Regions from separate parts of the Homo sapiens genome. Here region 1 is linked to region 2. The links are chromatin loops, found by intact Hi-C in ENCODE. Cell type or tissue: lower leg skin. All regions are shown on one strand.

Region 1 (8,000 bases), 660 kb after region 2:
CCTATATGTAGATGTTTATATCTCTTGCAAGACTTGGGAAGTTTTCAGCTATTATTTCATTAAATAGGTTTTCTATGCCTTTGGACATCTTTTGCCCTTCTGGAACTCCCCAAATTGGTATATTTGGTCACTTTATGATGTCTTATATTTAACATAGGATTTCTTCTTTCTTTCTTATTCCTTTTTTTTTTTTTTTTTTGCCTGACTAGGTTATTTCAAAGACCTGTATTCAAGTTTTAAAATTCTTTATTCTGGCCAGGCACAGTGGCTCACACCTGTAGTCCCAGCACTTTAGGAGGCCGAAGCGGGTGGATCATGAGGTCAGGAGATTGAGACCATCCTGGCTAACACAGTGAAACCCTGTCTCTACTAAAAATACAAAAAATTAGCCAGGTCTGGTGGCGTGTCTGTAGTCCTAGCTACTTGGGAGGCTGAGGCAGGAGAATCACTTGAACTCAGGAGGCAGAAGTTGCAGTGAGCTGAGATCTCACCACCGCACTCCAGCCTGGTGACAGAGCAAGACTCCGTCTCAAAAAAAATAATTCTTTATTCTGTTTGATCTAGCATATTGTTGAAGCTCTTGATTGTATTTTTTAATTTCATTCATTGAATTCTTCAGTTCCAAAATTTCTGTTTGGTTCTTTTTATCTGTCTCTTTGTTGAATTTCTCACTCAGATCATGAATTATTTTTCTGATTTCTTTGTATTGTTTATTTGTGTTTTCCTGTATCTCACTGAACTTCTTTAATATCATTATATTGAATTCTTTCTCAGGTATTTCATAGATTTCTTTTTTTGTTGGAATGTGTTGCTGGAGAATTATTATTATTATTATTATTATGATTTTATTTTTTGAAATGGAGTTTTGCTCTTGTTGCCCATGCTGGAGTGCAATGGCGCAATCTCAGTTCACCACAACCTCTGCCTCCCGGGTTCAAGTGATTCTCCTGCCTCAGCCTCCTGAGTAGCTGGGATTATAGGAATGTGCCACCATGCCCAGCTAATTTTTGTATTTTTAGTAGAGACAGGTTTCTCCATGTTGGTCAAGCTATCTCAAACTCACAACCTCAGGTGATCCACCCACCTTGGCCTCACAAAGTGCTGGGATTACAGGCGTGAGCCACCATGCCCAGTCACTGGAGAATTATTGTGTTCTTATTGTGTCCTTGCTTTTTTATATTCTTATGTCTTTATGTTTGTTTCTGTGCATCTGGTATAATAGTTGCTTCTCCAATTTTATGGATTGGCTTTTGTAGGGACAGAGTTTTTCCTATAGATGTATCTATAGTGTTGGTTGGGTTTGACTTTGGCTTTGATTCTGAGTGGACACAGCAGTGTGGTCTCCATATGATTTCTTCAGCTGTAATCAGCATCAGTCATGTCTGTGAGTTAGTCAGTGACTTAGGCTATTAATGGAGGATATGGTGAGGCTTTGCTGGGGACAGGGATGCCAGATGGGCCAGTCCTCGGGTACCAGTGGTGGTGATAGCAGGCTAGGCATGCCAGCTTTTGGGCCCCTGGGTGGCATTAACAAGCACTCATGGTAGAAGGTCTGGGTGGGCCAATCCTTGGTCAGTGGTAGCAGTGGGCCAGGTGGGTGGGTCCTCAGGCCCTAAGTGGTGTGTGTGGCATCAGTGATGGCAGTAGCAGCAGTGGGCCAACTCTCAGGCCCCAGAGCTTCACATGGGAGTGCCAGTGGTGGTGGTGGTGGGCCAGTCCTCAGGTCCTCAGGTGGCACATTGGTGAGTTCTGGCAGTGGTGGCAGGCTGGGTGGGCCTGCCCTCAGTTTCCCAAAAGGCAAATTTTAAAGGCAAATGTAGTCGTTGGCAGTGGTGGACAGGGTAGGGCAATCCATAAGCCTCCAGATGATGTGCATGGGTGCTGGGAGTGGCAAGCAGGGCAGGCCTATCTTCAGATCCCTTGATAATGTGTGTGAGCACAGGGGTGGGCTGATCCCCAAGCCCCCGATGGTGCATGTGAGCACTGGCAGTGGGTGGGGCAGGTCTGTTGTCAGGCCCCCCTGATGGTACATGCAGCCATCGGTGTTAGTGGATGGGGCAGGTTGATCCCTAAATCCCCCCAACGACACACTTGGTTGCCAGTGGTGGTGGCAACACGTTGGTTAGGCCTGTCCTTAGACCCCTGGAAGATGTGTATGGGAGCCAGTGGTGACTGGTGGGTGAGTCAAACCCCAGATCCCTCGACAGGATACATGGGCACCAGTGGTGGTGGGTGGGGCAGGCCTGTCCTCAGGCCCCATGACAGCACCTGGTGGGCTGATCTTCAGGCCCCCTGAAGGTGTATATGGGTGTCTGGTGGCCCTGCTGCTGGGGAAGTGGCAGAGTTGCTGACAGTGGCAGCAGCTGCAGGCAGGTGGCTCTTGGGTTCTGGGGAGCTTGTGCGTCAGCCCCTTTTTCCTGGGGACAGCCTCCCTGGCGCACTGCATCACCTGTTCCCCAGGGTGTAGGACACTGTGTGGGTTAGAGTGCTTGGACCCACCTGCACCACTGAGTCCAGCCAGTGTTGTGAACCTGCATCCTTTTAAGTAGGCATGAGGGGTGGGTGTTAGCAGGGCTCCAGGGATGTGAAGAAGCAGGGGATGTTGGGCCCCAGGGCAAGATATAGTCTGACGGGGGCTGGGCTCGCAACATGGCACCATGCTGCAGCTGCTTGGGTCTGAGGGGCTGGAGGGTGTGCGATTCAGTGTGAACTCCTTCTCTGGAACAATACTGTTATGTGGAGTCTGGGTAGCTTCCTATACTAGTCTCAGGGCCCAAATGGCTCTCCCATGGCTAGCATTACGAAAGTCTGCAGTGGAATATGGACCACTGGGGATCTCTCAATTACCTTTTCCCATATTGGGAAGTTTCTCCTGGCTCCAAGCTGACCCTGGCAGGGCCAACTGCTTTGTTTCCCTTTATTTTCATGCCTCGGAGATCCTCTGTCCCTCTTTTGTTGAATTCCAGTGTTCTTTCTTTGATGCTCTATTCAACTTGAGGCAGGAGAATCACTTGAACTCAGGAGGCAGAGGTTGCAGTGAGCTGAGATCTCACCACTGCACTCCAGCCTGGCGACAGAGCAAGACTCCATCTCAAAAAAAATAATTCTTTATTCTGTTTGATCTAGCATATTGTTGAAGCTCTTGATTGTATTTTTTAATTTCATTCATTGAATGAATTTAGTCTCACTCTATTGCCCAGGCTAGAGTGTGGTTGTATGATAATGGCTCAATGCAGTCTCAACGTCCTGGGCTCAAGTGATCCTCCCACCTCAGCCTCCTGAGTAGCTGGGACTACAGGCACACACCACCATGCCCAGCTAATTTTCTCTATTTTTCGTAGAGACTTGGTCTCCCTGTGTTGTTCAGGCTGGTCTTGAACTCTTAGGCTCAAGTGATCCTCCCATCTTCGCCTCCCAAAGTGCTAGGATTACAGGTGTGACCTACCATGCCAGCCAGCCTACAATAATTCTTAAAGCAGGTGAATGTATTAATCACAATTCTAAGTGGTAGAGACCCATTCAAACTAGTTTATGCAAAAACCAAGGCATTTAATGGTTACAACACCAAATCACAGGAGTGGATGTGACTTCAGAGATGATTAGATCCAGGGAGCCAGATGCTATCAACACTCTCCTCTTGCTTTATCCCTTGTCTCCTCCTCTTTGTCTCTCTCTCTCATTGACCTTGTTAGACACTGGCAATCCTAGACTCACATTCTTATAGCATTGTAACCAATGAGGAGAGAGCACTTCTAACTCCAGTGCAGGGAATCCCAGGCCTATCCTGGACCACTTGCTTATCCTTCATTTGGTGGGTAGGGTTATGCACCATTGCATTTGCCTGGCCTGGTCAGCACCCATCCCTGTGGTGGTCAGAGAGTGCTGTGGATACTGTAAGTAGCTTTATGGTTGAGGGAAAGAGGCATGGTTTTCCAAGAGAAGAAGGGTGTGGTTCTGGGAAGACAAACAATAGACATTCACTAGTTTGCAGATGAAACAGGCTCAGAGAGGCTAGGCACAGCGCTCACTCAAGGTCACACAACTATCAAGGAGCAGAGAAGAAATCCTTTTAGGTTTCAAGACACACCGACTCCCTAAGTGACCAGGTGTGGTGAATGGCATGGGTTGCTGAGGTGTACTGTGGAATTTTCAGCAAAGACCTCACTAAGGTATTTGTATTTCTGAATTGATGTTTATCCTCCTCAAAGGGAAAGGGAGGGACGTGGTGACTACTTGGTGTCCTGCAGGCCTAGATGAGTGGGTGAGCATCACAATTATCCTTTTGTCCATGTTTCTTCCTCCTCTTTTTGTATTCCTTTCGCAACATAAAAGGGTTAAGATATGAGACACTCTACAAATGCAAACCCAGATTATAGGGCTTATGTCTCCTTTGAAGGATGTGGTAGCATTTAGCATTTTAAAAATGGTATTTAATAGACTTGACCCAGAGAGGGAGAGTGAGCCGGAGAGCATGTTCATAAATCTCAGCTTACCCCAGTGTCTGTCTGAATAAACGTCTTCAAATTAAACTGTGGTTGGGTGGGAAGTGACTTCTTTATGTAGGTGAATCCATCAGTCCTCCTAACCTTTCTTGGAGGGATGTGATTATTGTTTTTTTCCAGTGCATTTAGGGAAACCAGATGTTCAATGCTTAATGAATGAGTAGGGAAAGTAGATGTTCAATGCTTAATGAGTGAGTAGGGAAAGCAGATGTTCAATGCTTAATGAATGAGTAGGGAAAGCAGATGTTCAATGCTTAATGAATGAGTAGGGAAAGCAGATGTTCAATGCTTAATGAATGAGTAGGGAAAGCAGATGTTGAATGCTTAATGAATGAGTAGGGAAAGCAGATGTTGAATGCTTAATGAATGAGTAGGGAAAGCAGATGTTCAATGCTTAATGAACGAGTAGGGAAAGCAGATGTTGAATGCTTAATGAATGAGTAGGGAAAGCAGATGTTGAATGCTTAATGAATGAGTAGGGAAAGCAGATGTTCAATGCTTAATGAATGAGTAGGGAAAGCAGATGTTCAATGCTTAATGAATGAGTAGGGAAAGCAGATGTTCAATGCTTAATGAATGAGTAGGGAAAGCAGATGTTCAATGCTTAATGAATGAGTAGGGAAAGCAGATGTTCAATGCTTAATGAATGAGTAGGGAAAGCAGATGTTCAATGCTTAATGAATGAGTAGGGAAAGCAGATGTTCAATGCTTAATGAATGAGTAGGGAAAGCAGATGTTCAATGCTTAATGAATGAGTAGGGAAAGCAGATGTTCAATGCTTAATGAATGAGTAAGGAAAGCAGATGTTCAATGCTCTTAATGAATGAGTAGGGAAAGCAGATGTTGAATGCTTAATGAATGAGTAGGGAAAGCAGATGTTCAATGCTTAATGAATGAGTAGGGAAAGCAGATGTTCAGTGCTTAATGAATGAGTAGGGAAAGCAGATGTTCAATGCTTAATGAATGAGTAGGGAAAGAAGATGTTCAATGCTTAATGAGTAGGGAAAGCAGATGTTCAATGCTTAATGAATGAGTAGGGAAAGCAGATGTTCAATGCTTAATGAATGAGCTGCAAAATGGGTCCACTAAAGTATTTTGGGGTCAGTTGTTTCTCTCCAGCTGTGTGGAGGGCAGAGACAGCAGCAACTTCTACAAGTGGCTTGTAAGTCTGGGGACATGCAGGCCACTTCTCTTGTCTCTTCAGGTGCTAGACAGAGGAAAGGGCAGGTGTTTCATTGTTAATAGAAGATTCTAGTGCTTGGCGTCTGTGCTCACTCTAAGAAAGCCAGCCAGATAGCCATTCCTGCCTCTCTATGCCCTTTCCTTCAGTTTTTCTGATACCTAAATGTCAAGTCATCTCCTTGGGAGAGAGTTGGTGGTCTGGTTAAGAGGGAAGGTCAGTGTGAAGACTGAAGAGCTGTTACCACTTTAGAATCCTTGAGCCTGTTCAGATTATCCAAATGAATAACAGTGTTAAGGAAAAGTATGGCATGTAAGTTTTTGTTTCAAAGCACTTCAGAGGCTATTGCCTTGAAAAGCAACTTGCATTTTGCCTAGAAGGCTAATTACAAAACATATTAAGTGTGGGAATGCTGAAGGATAACTTCAATTTTTAATTTTCCTTATTGCTAAGCTATTTAATCCTGTGGACTAGGGAAAGGAAATATAAGGAAAAGAGTCACCCTTTTTATCTTTATCATTTTAAAGAGCTTTTTAGCTCCTATGGGCCAGCCTTGGCTGTGGCAACACCATTTGTTCACTCATTCATTCATCTGACAGAAGTTTTCAAATACATGCCACATGCCATGTAGTGCATTGGAGACACAGTAAGGAACATGACTTGGTTCCTGCACTCAAGGAGCTCAACAGAGGGCTGTTGGCAAACTCAGAAAAGGCCATTTGTTTGTGCCTGGTCCGGGCATGACTAGGGGACATTTATAGAAGAGAGGTTGCCGTAGAACTGGTGTTGGAGAAAGGGCAGGAGTGATGCATTGGACAAAGAGCAGGAAGATCTTCCAGGTGGGGGAAACATTGCATGAAAAGACACAGGACTATAGGAGACTCTGATGCATTTGGGGAACTATACATAATTGAAGCAAGTTATCTGTGCCTGAGATATGTCTTGGCTGGGGTTGTCTCTTGGCTCAATGCCACAAGAAGGAAGGGGGCTGAGAAAAGTGGCAGTCAGCTACATCAAAACGACTCTGCAGCTCACCCCGACTGGTCTTCTTTCCCCTCCAGCTCCTACCTATTTTGACGCATGGGAAGTATTCCCAACAGGGTTTGAGTCAGGGGCCCTTGCCAACATTGATAATTAACTGAAGAAAGTACAGAAGAAGTAAGAATGAATCTTGTGTTTATTAAATTGGTATCGGTAGAACACAACATTATGAGGGGGCGGAATGAGAAACTGAAGCGTGGGGAAATTGAATGTGGTCCCTGCAGTCGTTTTGTTTTTAGTTGCAGTTAGGATACTAATTCAAGGTGGTGTTTGATGTTTCAAAACAAACTATGAAAACATGAGGGAGTGATAATAAATGACAAGCCCATGCAGTCCAGGGGTCACTTTCAAATGTAAAGGCATTTCTGCCATTTATGGTGGTTTTATGTGAAAAGTGAAATTTTGAACTGAAGGTGAGGATTAAGGTGTAAGAGGAAAACATGTGAAGCAAAGATTCCATTATTTTTTCTGAATAGGTGTCAGAACCTCAAAGATAACACCATTGGCATCGAGGAGAATGCAGTCTCCCTGACCTGTCGCTTTCACGTCACCGTCTTTAAATTCATAGGGGATTACGACGAAGTTCACCTTCACTGTGCAGTGTCACTCTGCGACTCAGAAAAGTACTCCTGTAAAATCGTAAGTGAGAGTGTGAAAACAAAGTGCTTAGCCTTATTTCTCACTGTCTTGGTTTCCCAACATGAGGATCGTGAATGCCAGGTGACCGGACTGGAATCATCCATAGATGCTTGGGGTGGACAGTCATCTTTGATGGGACAGTGAGAGAAAACGCAGGGAAATATATCTATTTACTCTTCTATCTCTGAATTGTCAACCAGTCATTGGCTTAACGCTAGACTAGGGTTTCTCAAAGCTCGGCACTGTTGACGTTTTGGACTGAATAATTCTTTGTTGTGGAGGACTGTTCTGTGCACTGTAGGATGTTAGCAACATCCCTCACCTCTACCCATGGATACCAGTCACATCTTCCCCCAGTTTCAACACCCAAAATGTCTCCAGATGTTGCCAGTTGGCCTGGTTGAGAACCACTGCACTAGAGTCTCAAGGAGCCAGGCGGCCTGACTCTAATGACCACTGGGCCAAGTTCCACTCCACTATAGAACCAAACTCTTGAGCTCAGGATACAATGTATCCAGGTGTCCTGCATCACACCTGATCTACATCAGACTCTGGAGGGGGTGAGGGATGAGGTAGCAAACCAATGATCTCTTCTGTGCCAGGCTTCCACCTCCACCACTTACGGGCTGGGTCCTTAA
Region 2 (8,000 bases):
GGCTGTGCAGGCAGGATGAGGGGAGAGAGGATGATCTGAGGACTGGGCGCTCGGGCACAGGACGAGGCAAGTGGGAGAAGAGTCCCGTGTGCAGCAGAAGGCTGGAGTCAGGGAGCAGCGGATTGTCACGGTAGACGGGGTGGGTAGAACTGCTGGAATCCAAGAGGGCCCTGGCCACCAAACAGAGAAGGCTCAGGTCAGTGCAGCAGGCTCGGGGGAGCCGGTGAAGATTCGTGGGCAGAGGAGTGCTGTGCAGAAGCGCGGGTTGAGGGCTGGGCCTGGGCGCTGGTGACAGTGAGGCGAAAGGGGGGTAAGCTTGAATGACATTTTCAAGAACAGCAGAGCGCGCTGACAGATTGGATGCAGCAGATGAAGGAGCCGGAAGTGTCAGAGATAACTTTGAGATTTCCAGTGCTGGAGACCAGGGGGATGGGCGATGCGAGGGGAGTAGGGAAGCCGGAGGGGGAAGCAGGTCTGAGGGAAAGCTGACAGTGCGTGCCTGGATGCGCTGTGCCTGAGGAGGAGCCTGGAGCCATCGGGGCTCACCCTGGGCGGCGGCTGCTGCGTTCCTGGGCAGCAGCCACTGTCTAGTCTTGTGCAGGAACAGGCCTGGGGCGCGTGCTGCCGGGGGCCAGCTTAAGGCATCTCGCGTGCCTCAGTCTCACCTCCCCAGCCTCCTGCCAGCCCTCGCCGCCCTCCCTCCACGGTACCCTCGTGTCTGATATTCACTGCCCTGGAAGTTCCTCCGTCTGTGCCTGTCACCGCCGGGGACCGAGCGTGGAGCTGCCATCCAAATGGGCAGGGCCTTGTCCGCTTTGTTCACTGAGCTATCCCTAGTGCTTGCATAGAACAGGTGTTAAGTCAATATTTGTCCCATTTAAGGGACCTCAACTCATGTTTAACAGACACTTGTTACAGAGATAAATTCAGAGGCTGTGGAGGGTGAAGAGCAGCCAGAGGGGCTGTGTGGCCTTAGGCTTCCGGGAATGGGGTGTCCCAGGCTCCTTGGTGCGATCCTCTCCTGTCCTCAGTGTCCAGCCTCTTGGTGCCCGCTTGTGTTGTCAAAGTGAGGCTGGCATCGTTTGCCCCAGGGAGGCCATGGGCAGGCCCCCTGAGGCAAACGGTGCCCCCGCCTGTGCACCCCTGACTTCCGCCTAAAGTTGGAGAGCAGGGAGACCCAAGTGGTGAGGGTGATAGCTGTGCTACGCTGCGGGGTGTTGGGAGAGAGGACGCAGATGCCTGAGTGCTGAGTCACAGTGGGCATCTCGGGAAGGGGACAGCTGGGAAATAGAAGGCCGGGCTAGGATTGCTGCCTCGATTTCCGCCCTATAAACAAAGGCATAGAGTAAACTCTACTTCACGGAGCTCCCAGTTGAGTGTGATAGTCCTGTGAAGGCCCCCAGGAGGGAGTGGGAAGGGGCCGGCCCCTAGCACAGAGGAGTCGTAGTGGTGGCCTGGGAGCGTGACTAGGGAGTAGACACAGGTTTAGAATTGGAGTTTAAGGGCCAGAGTTAAAGAGGAGGATTTAATAGAATGAGAAATCAATAGCCCAGAGGAGGTTAAGTTGTGTAAGTGAGAGGCTGACTGCAAGGCACGCTTAATGAAAAAGAAAAGTTTAAGAAGGCGTGGAAGATAGGGCACATCTGGAGGCAGGGGAAGCCGGTATTGGCCGGTTTCTGCTCTCCCTGTTCTCCAGCCTGGGGAGGCTGCTGAGAAGGGAGGTTGTGTTCTGGGAGTGAGTGAAGGGCATTTCCTGTGTCTCCCTCCCAACCTCCATTGCTCCCCCTGAGGCTGTGTGGTGCAATGGTTGGCCTGGCCACTTCCAGATCAGGTACATAGGACAAATCCCAGCTTTTCCAGTTCCAGCAGTGCAACTTTGGGCACAAAGCTATGCAAGCCCACCCTGGCCTCCATGACTCTCGGCAGCTGTGCTGAGCACGAGTCCGTGGCAGCAGTGGTTATTAGTAGTTATTATTGTGTTGCATCCTCATAGTGTCTCTCCTAGCCCAGTCCGGTTCCTAAGACTCTACGGAATAGTGTCTCTAGCAAGGCTGGTGAAAGGATGGGGATTTGGGAGGCAGCAAAGCTATATATATTTTTTTTAATCAGAAAAGTCTATAGTGGGTTTAGTCCAAGCCCCAGAGAGACGAGGGGCCCAAAGCCCAGGGTGTTTAAGTCACTTGTCCAAGCAGTGTAACGGGAGTGGCAGAGCTGGATCCAGCATAAGCCCAGGGCTCCAGGCTTCCCAGCCTGTGTCTTTTTAAAATTTTTTAAATATTTTGAGATGGAGTCTGGCTCTGTTGGCAGAGTGCAATGTGCGCGACCTTGGCTTACTGCAACCTCCGCCTCCCAGGTTCAAGTGATTCTCCTGCCTCAGCCTCCTGAGTAGCTGGAATTACAGGTGCCCAATACCACCCCCGGCTAATTTTTTTGTATTTTTAGTAGATACCAGGTTTCACCATGGACCAGGCTGGTCTCAAACTCGTGACCTCAGGTGATCCGCCGGCCTCAGCCTCCAAAGTGCTGACATTATAGGCATGAGCCACTGTGCCTGGCTTAGCCTGTGTCTTTTGCTGGGTCTTGTGGCCCTGCCTGCAGGAGCGAAAGTGCTGGAAAAGAGATGCTTCAACAAATTGTTTGGTCCAGTTGCAACATCCAAACAAAATCGGTCTAGAACTAAGCAGGCGGATGATTTTGATTCTTTAAGGCACTAGAGCATGGGCTCTGTGGGGGCACGGATAGGGCCTTGTGCTTTTGTCTCTAACACTAGGCTGACACATAGCTGTGAATTCAACAATGATGATGACAATAATAATAGCTAATAAGTATTCAATGCTTATTATGTGCCAAGTACAATGCAAAGTACTTTCCATATATTATCTTAATCTTCCTAATAACTGCTATGAACTGAATGTTGGTGTTCCCCCAGAATTCATGTTGAAATCTTAACCTCCAAGTGATAGTATTAGGAGGTGGGGCATTTGGGAGGTGATTAAGTCATGGAGCAGAGCCCTCACGAATGGGATTATGCCCTTAAAAAGAGAACCCGCAAAGCCCCCTCACCGCTCCCACCGTGTGAGCACACAGTGAGGAGGCCCATCTATGAACCCAAAAGCCCTCACCCGACACTGAATCTGCCAGCACCTTGATCTCGGGCTTCCCCGCCTCCAGAACTGTGAGAAACAAACTTCTATTGTTTACCAGCTACCCAGTTTATGGTATTTTGTTACAGCAGCCCAAATGCACTATGATAATAACCTTAAGTTTATTATACCCATTTTACAGATGAGGAAGCTGAGATTCAGAGTAGATGATTCATTAGCCCAAAGTCCCATAGCTGGTAAGAAGCAGAGTTGAAATATGTACCCAGGCAGTGTGATTTCAAGCTCTAGTGGGAAATCCTTTGTGTGCATGCATGCATGCTTGTGGGTGCACAAGTGTATGTGAAATATGCACTAATCCCTCCCTAATTCCTAGATTCTACCTCTGGCTACCTCACTACTGGTTTTTTTTTTTTTTGTTTTTTTTTTTGTTGTTGTTGTTTTTTTTTGAGACGGGGTCTTACTCTGTTGCCCAGGCTGGAGTGCAGAGGCGCGATCTTGGCTCATTGCAACCTCCGCCTCCTGGGTTCAAGCGATTCTACTGCCTCAGCCTCCTGAGTAGCTGGGATTCTAGGTGCCCACCACCACACCTGGCTAATTTTTGTGTTTTCAGTAGAGACAGGGTTTCACCATGTTGGCCAGGCTGGTCTCAAACTCCCGGCCTCAGGTGATCCACCCGCCTCAGCCCCCCAAAGTGCTGGGATTACAGGCATGAGCCACTGCGCCCAGCCTACCTCACTACTGCTTCTATATTTCTGTTCCTCATCTCTTAGGCAAGGAGGCCAATGCTCATTTCCAGAACCGGCACCCTCAAGCCCCAGTCCCAGCCCGTCCAGCCATCAGCAGGCGCGGAGAATGAGTGGTGGCGCCTCTATGCGTTTTGGAACTCTCCTTCCCTTGGCCTGATTTCTTCGATCCCTGAGTGAGAGGGTCACTGGCAGTATTGGGGAAGTGATTAGAGAGCCACCTCCTGAATCACGTGCCATTCTTTTCCACCATGGAGGCCATCCAGGGAAGGGCCCGGTGTGGAGGCAGGAAGAAGGCAGCGACATAAAGCATTGAGGAGACCCTCTCCTGAGCTGCCGAGTCTGAGCACTGATTAGTGCTCAGGTGAGACAGGACTTTAGGAGGTTAAAAGCAGTCCTGCCCCCACTGGACCAACCAGGGTTGTGTCCACTCACCACCTCCTCCAAGGGCCTGGCTGGCTGGCTGGCCTGGCTGCCCCAGGTTAATAGCCGAGGATTAGAAGGAGTGGAATCTGACTGGGGTCTTGGACTCTCAGCAACAGCAGCAGAATAGGGAGTCTCTTTGGAAGAAATCTGATGGTAGCATTGTTAGACTCATGGTCGTTATTGCTCCTGACAGCATCTCCCCTAGCCTAGTTCAGTTCCTAAGATGACAACAGAACAAGGTCCCTAGCATGGCTGATGATGGGATGGAAACTGGAACATCTCTCTTTTTGGAGGCAGCAGAGGCATCTTCAGAATTAAAGAAGACAAAAGTGGGTTTGGGCGGGGCACGGGATATGCAGAAGACCCTGTAGAGTTATTTCCAGGTGGGAGGTCAGCACAACTCTGCCCTTATGCTGAAGTTGCAATGCCATTTTCTTTTTTTGTTTTGTTTTGTTTTGTTTTTCGTTTTTTTGAGACAGAGTTTCACTCTCACCCAGGCGAGAGTGCAGTGGCATGATTACAGCTCACTGTAGCTTGAACCTCCTGGGTTCAACTGATCCTCCCAATAGCTTGGGACTACAAGCGTGCACCACCATGCCTGGCGAATATTTTGATTTTTTGTGGAGATGGAGTCTCACTGTGTTATCCAGACTGGACTCAAACTCCTGAGCTCAAGTGATCCCTCATCTTGGCCTCCAAAAGTGCTGGGATTACAGGTGTGCGCCACCACGCCCGGCCCACAATGCCACTTTCTGATGGTAGTCACATGCCCAACGGCTTATTATGTTCTTGGTGATTTGTGTCCTCTCCCCCAAAGAGCTCACAGGGCCACAAACCTGAGAGACAGGAGGGCAGTTAAAATTATTGTCCCAGACTCTCAGAATTTCAGTAACTAGCCGAAAGCCACATAGTTATTTGATTGGAAAGTTGGATCAGTTCCCAGGACTCCTGCCCCTTGCCCAGGGCTGCATCTGCCACCCTGTGCCTTCCAGTTTGTGCGGTGGTAGAGGCAGTGGTCCCTGGGAACACCTGCTATTCCCAAGGTAGAGAATATCACACGGAAGAAAGCAGCACTTGTCAGGTAATGAGAACGCCTGTTGTATTGCTGGGAAAACTGAATGAAGTCCAGGGAGGTTAAATGAATCCTAGAATCTTATTCTTGAAGTAACTCGAGATCATTGCATTTGACGTCCTACCTGAGCTTCTATTATCTCCCGCGGGTGGTTATCCTGCCTCGGCTGCTGCCGCCTTCTGCTCTTCTTCCTCTTTCTCCATTTTCCCCTTCTTCTGAAAGCTGACATCATTGAGCACTTACCACCTTCCAGGCACTGTTCTAGATGCTTTGTATGTATTAAGTTGATTCTCCAGCCAACCCTATGAAGTAGGTACTGTTGTCCCACTTTACACATGAGGAAATACATAACCACAGAGGTTATGTAGCTTGCCCAAGATGACACATGAGCCAAGTGATAGAGCCGGGATATGAACTAGGCAGCCTGGGCCATGCTCTGGAGTGATCCTAAGGCAGGCCATCGCTGAGTTGGGCAGCTGTGAAACGAGGGAGCACATGAAAGCACCCAGTGCCTTGCCCGGCGTAGGGAATGTGCTCAGTCAATGCAAGTGACTTCTAAACATACCAGGAGGTTTTACCTTAGACTGAGCCAAATTGATTTCCCATGGGTCTTTTTTTTCTTTCTTTCTTTTTTGAGATGGAGTCTCGCTCGGTTGCCCAGGCTGGAGTGCCGTGGCGCGACCTCAGCTCACTGCAACCTCCACCTTCCGGGTTCGAGCGATTCTCCTGCCTCAGCCTCCTGAGTAGCTGGGTCTACAGGTGTGTACCACCACACCCGGCTAATTTTTGTATTTTTATAGAGACAGGGTTTCACCATGTTGGCCAGGCTGGTCTCGAACCCCTGACCTCAGGTGATCCGCCCGCCTTGGCCTCCCAAAGTGCTGGGATTACAGGTGTGAGCCACTGCACCTGGCTCCCATGGGTCTTTGTTCTGCACCCTCCTTGGAACCCCATTCCAGCCTTCTGAATGTGAAGCTACCTAATGAACAAGAAGCAAAGCCAACTTTCAGTCTCCTTCTACCTCAGTTTCCAAGACCCTTCCCCAAACTGAAATCCCCTGGCCAGGAAGACAACAGCCTGTGGGCCTAGAGAAATGTCCAAGGCTGGGACCTGCCTTATGAGGGAGATAGATCCTTGGCCACAGGGCTGCGCTGAGGGTTGTCACACATCCGTTCTTTAGCATGTTTCCAGAGTGCCTCCTATGTGCCAGGCACAGCCACGGAGCAGCACAGCTGGCCCCATCTCAAGGCTGGGCCCTTACAAAATGTGTGCACAGACACCTGCTGAATCTGTCAGATGCCAGATTGGTGGTGGGGTCCTGGGGACAGGAGCCTGAGGACTAGGAGAACTGTTGCTTCTCCACTGCTCCTAGGAGGCTGGGTGGGGATGCAGACACCCCATCAGGGGGCCAAAATTTCAGCTGACCCAAATCTAAGAGCACAGAGTAGGCAACTAGATGGAGGAAGCTCACCAGTTTATTTGTGCTAAAATAGCATCAGCCGACTCTCCTTTGAAACGTAACGGTCCTGCCAGAGTCCAGAGTAAATAGGCCGGAACATGAGATCTGCCAGGTGGGGTGCAAATTGGCAGTAAACAAAGCAATCGGGCTGTCTGAGTAGCGGAAGTCAGCTGAGAAAGTGCATTTCTCCTGCACGGAGCTGTGGGGTGGCGGCTGCTGGGCTCTCTCTTGCCCTCAGCTCCTTTGGGGAGGGAAGTGGGAGGGGGTATGTCAAGAGCTTGACCCTGGGCTTTAGGGGTGGAGGAGGAGCCGACTTTTGTCCTGTATTCCTGGGCCAATAATGCTGCTACTTCTCTCGCTGCTTCTCCAGTTGCCATCCTGCGTTACTGCAGGTCCTCACACCAGCCCTCCACGGCAGGTCTTATTAGTCCCATTGGACAAGGGAAAACACAGATGTCCAGAGAACCTGAGACACCGACACAGGGTCACACAGCTGAACCTGGGCTTTGTGGTTCGGTGTTGCCCGGGTCTGCCTTCGTCTCTTTAGCCACTGCTTCTCCGTGTGGCCAGTGCCTTTCTAAGGAACTTCCAGCTCCCAGCAGGGGAAGAACCTGAGCAGCCCAGCTGGGAGATGATCAGGGTGGGGCTGGTAGAGCAAGGTCAGGCCACCCTTGGATGCTTTGGGGAGGTCATCAGAGATCATCATCTGTCTCCCCACAAGGCACGGGTTCCATTGCACAGGGACTGTTTGCTTCTGCATTCTTTTTTTTTTTTTTTTCCTGAGACGGAGCCTTGCTCTGTCACCAGGCTGGAGTGCAGTGGCACGATCTCGGCTCACTGCAACCTCCGCCTCCCAGGTTCAAGTGATTCCCCTGCCTCAGCCTCCCGAGTAGCTGGGACTACAGGCGCACACCACCATGCCTGGCTAATTTTTTGTATTTTAATAGAGACAGGGTTTCATCATGTTAGCCAGGATGGTCTCGATCTCCTGACCTCATGATCCACCAGCCTTGACCTCCCAAAGTGCTGGGATTAGCGGCGTGAGCCACCGCGTCTGGCCGTTTCTGCATTCTTTCCCCAACAACCAGAACAGCACTGGGTGCTCAGTATGCGTTTAGTGGGTGAACGGCTGCTTTGGTGAGCCGCTTGTCTGCAGAGGCCCTGGACTCTGGAGCCCTAGACTAGCAATGAGCCTT

The links. Peaks named below come from ENCODE experiments on the same cell type or tissue, not always from the same donor. Only the 100,000 strongest peaks of a DNase experiment are listed, where the experiment ranks them.
Region 1: a loop joins it to region 2, with 4 times the contacts of the local background. A loop is called at or near these places in 65 of 110 quality-filtered maps.

What each region holds. Positions count from the first base shown.
Region 1 is chr11:121,180,633-121,188,632 of GRCh38, forward strand. TBCEL-TECTA (TBCEL-TECTA readthrough) reads left to right here. Exons shown (of 30, transcript NM_001378761.1): 27 at 7,200-7,362. TECTA (tectorin alpha) reads left to right here. Exons shown (of 24, transcript NM_005422.4): 21 at 7,200-7,362. Among named protein-coding and RNA genes, the nearest start is that of TECTA, 83 kb to the left of the region's middle. In lower leg skin, no CTCF peak of the experiment used is centred here; no DNase peak of the experiment used is centred here.
Region 2 is chr11:120,516,361-120,524,360 of GRCh38, forward strand. The region is part of intron 1 of GRIK4 (glutamate ionotropic receptor kainate type subunit 4); the gene reads left to right. Among named protein-coding and RNA genes, the nearest start is that of GRIK4, 8.6 kb to the left of the region's middle. RefSeq lists enhancers at 1-499, 500-1,101. In lower leg skin, no CTCF peak of the experiment used is centred here; DNase peaks (open chromatin) are centred at 341, 1,851, 3,911 and 4,201.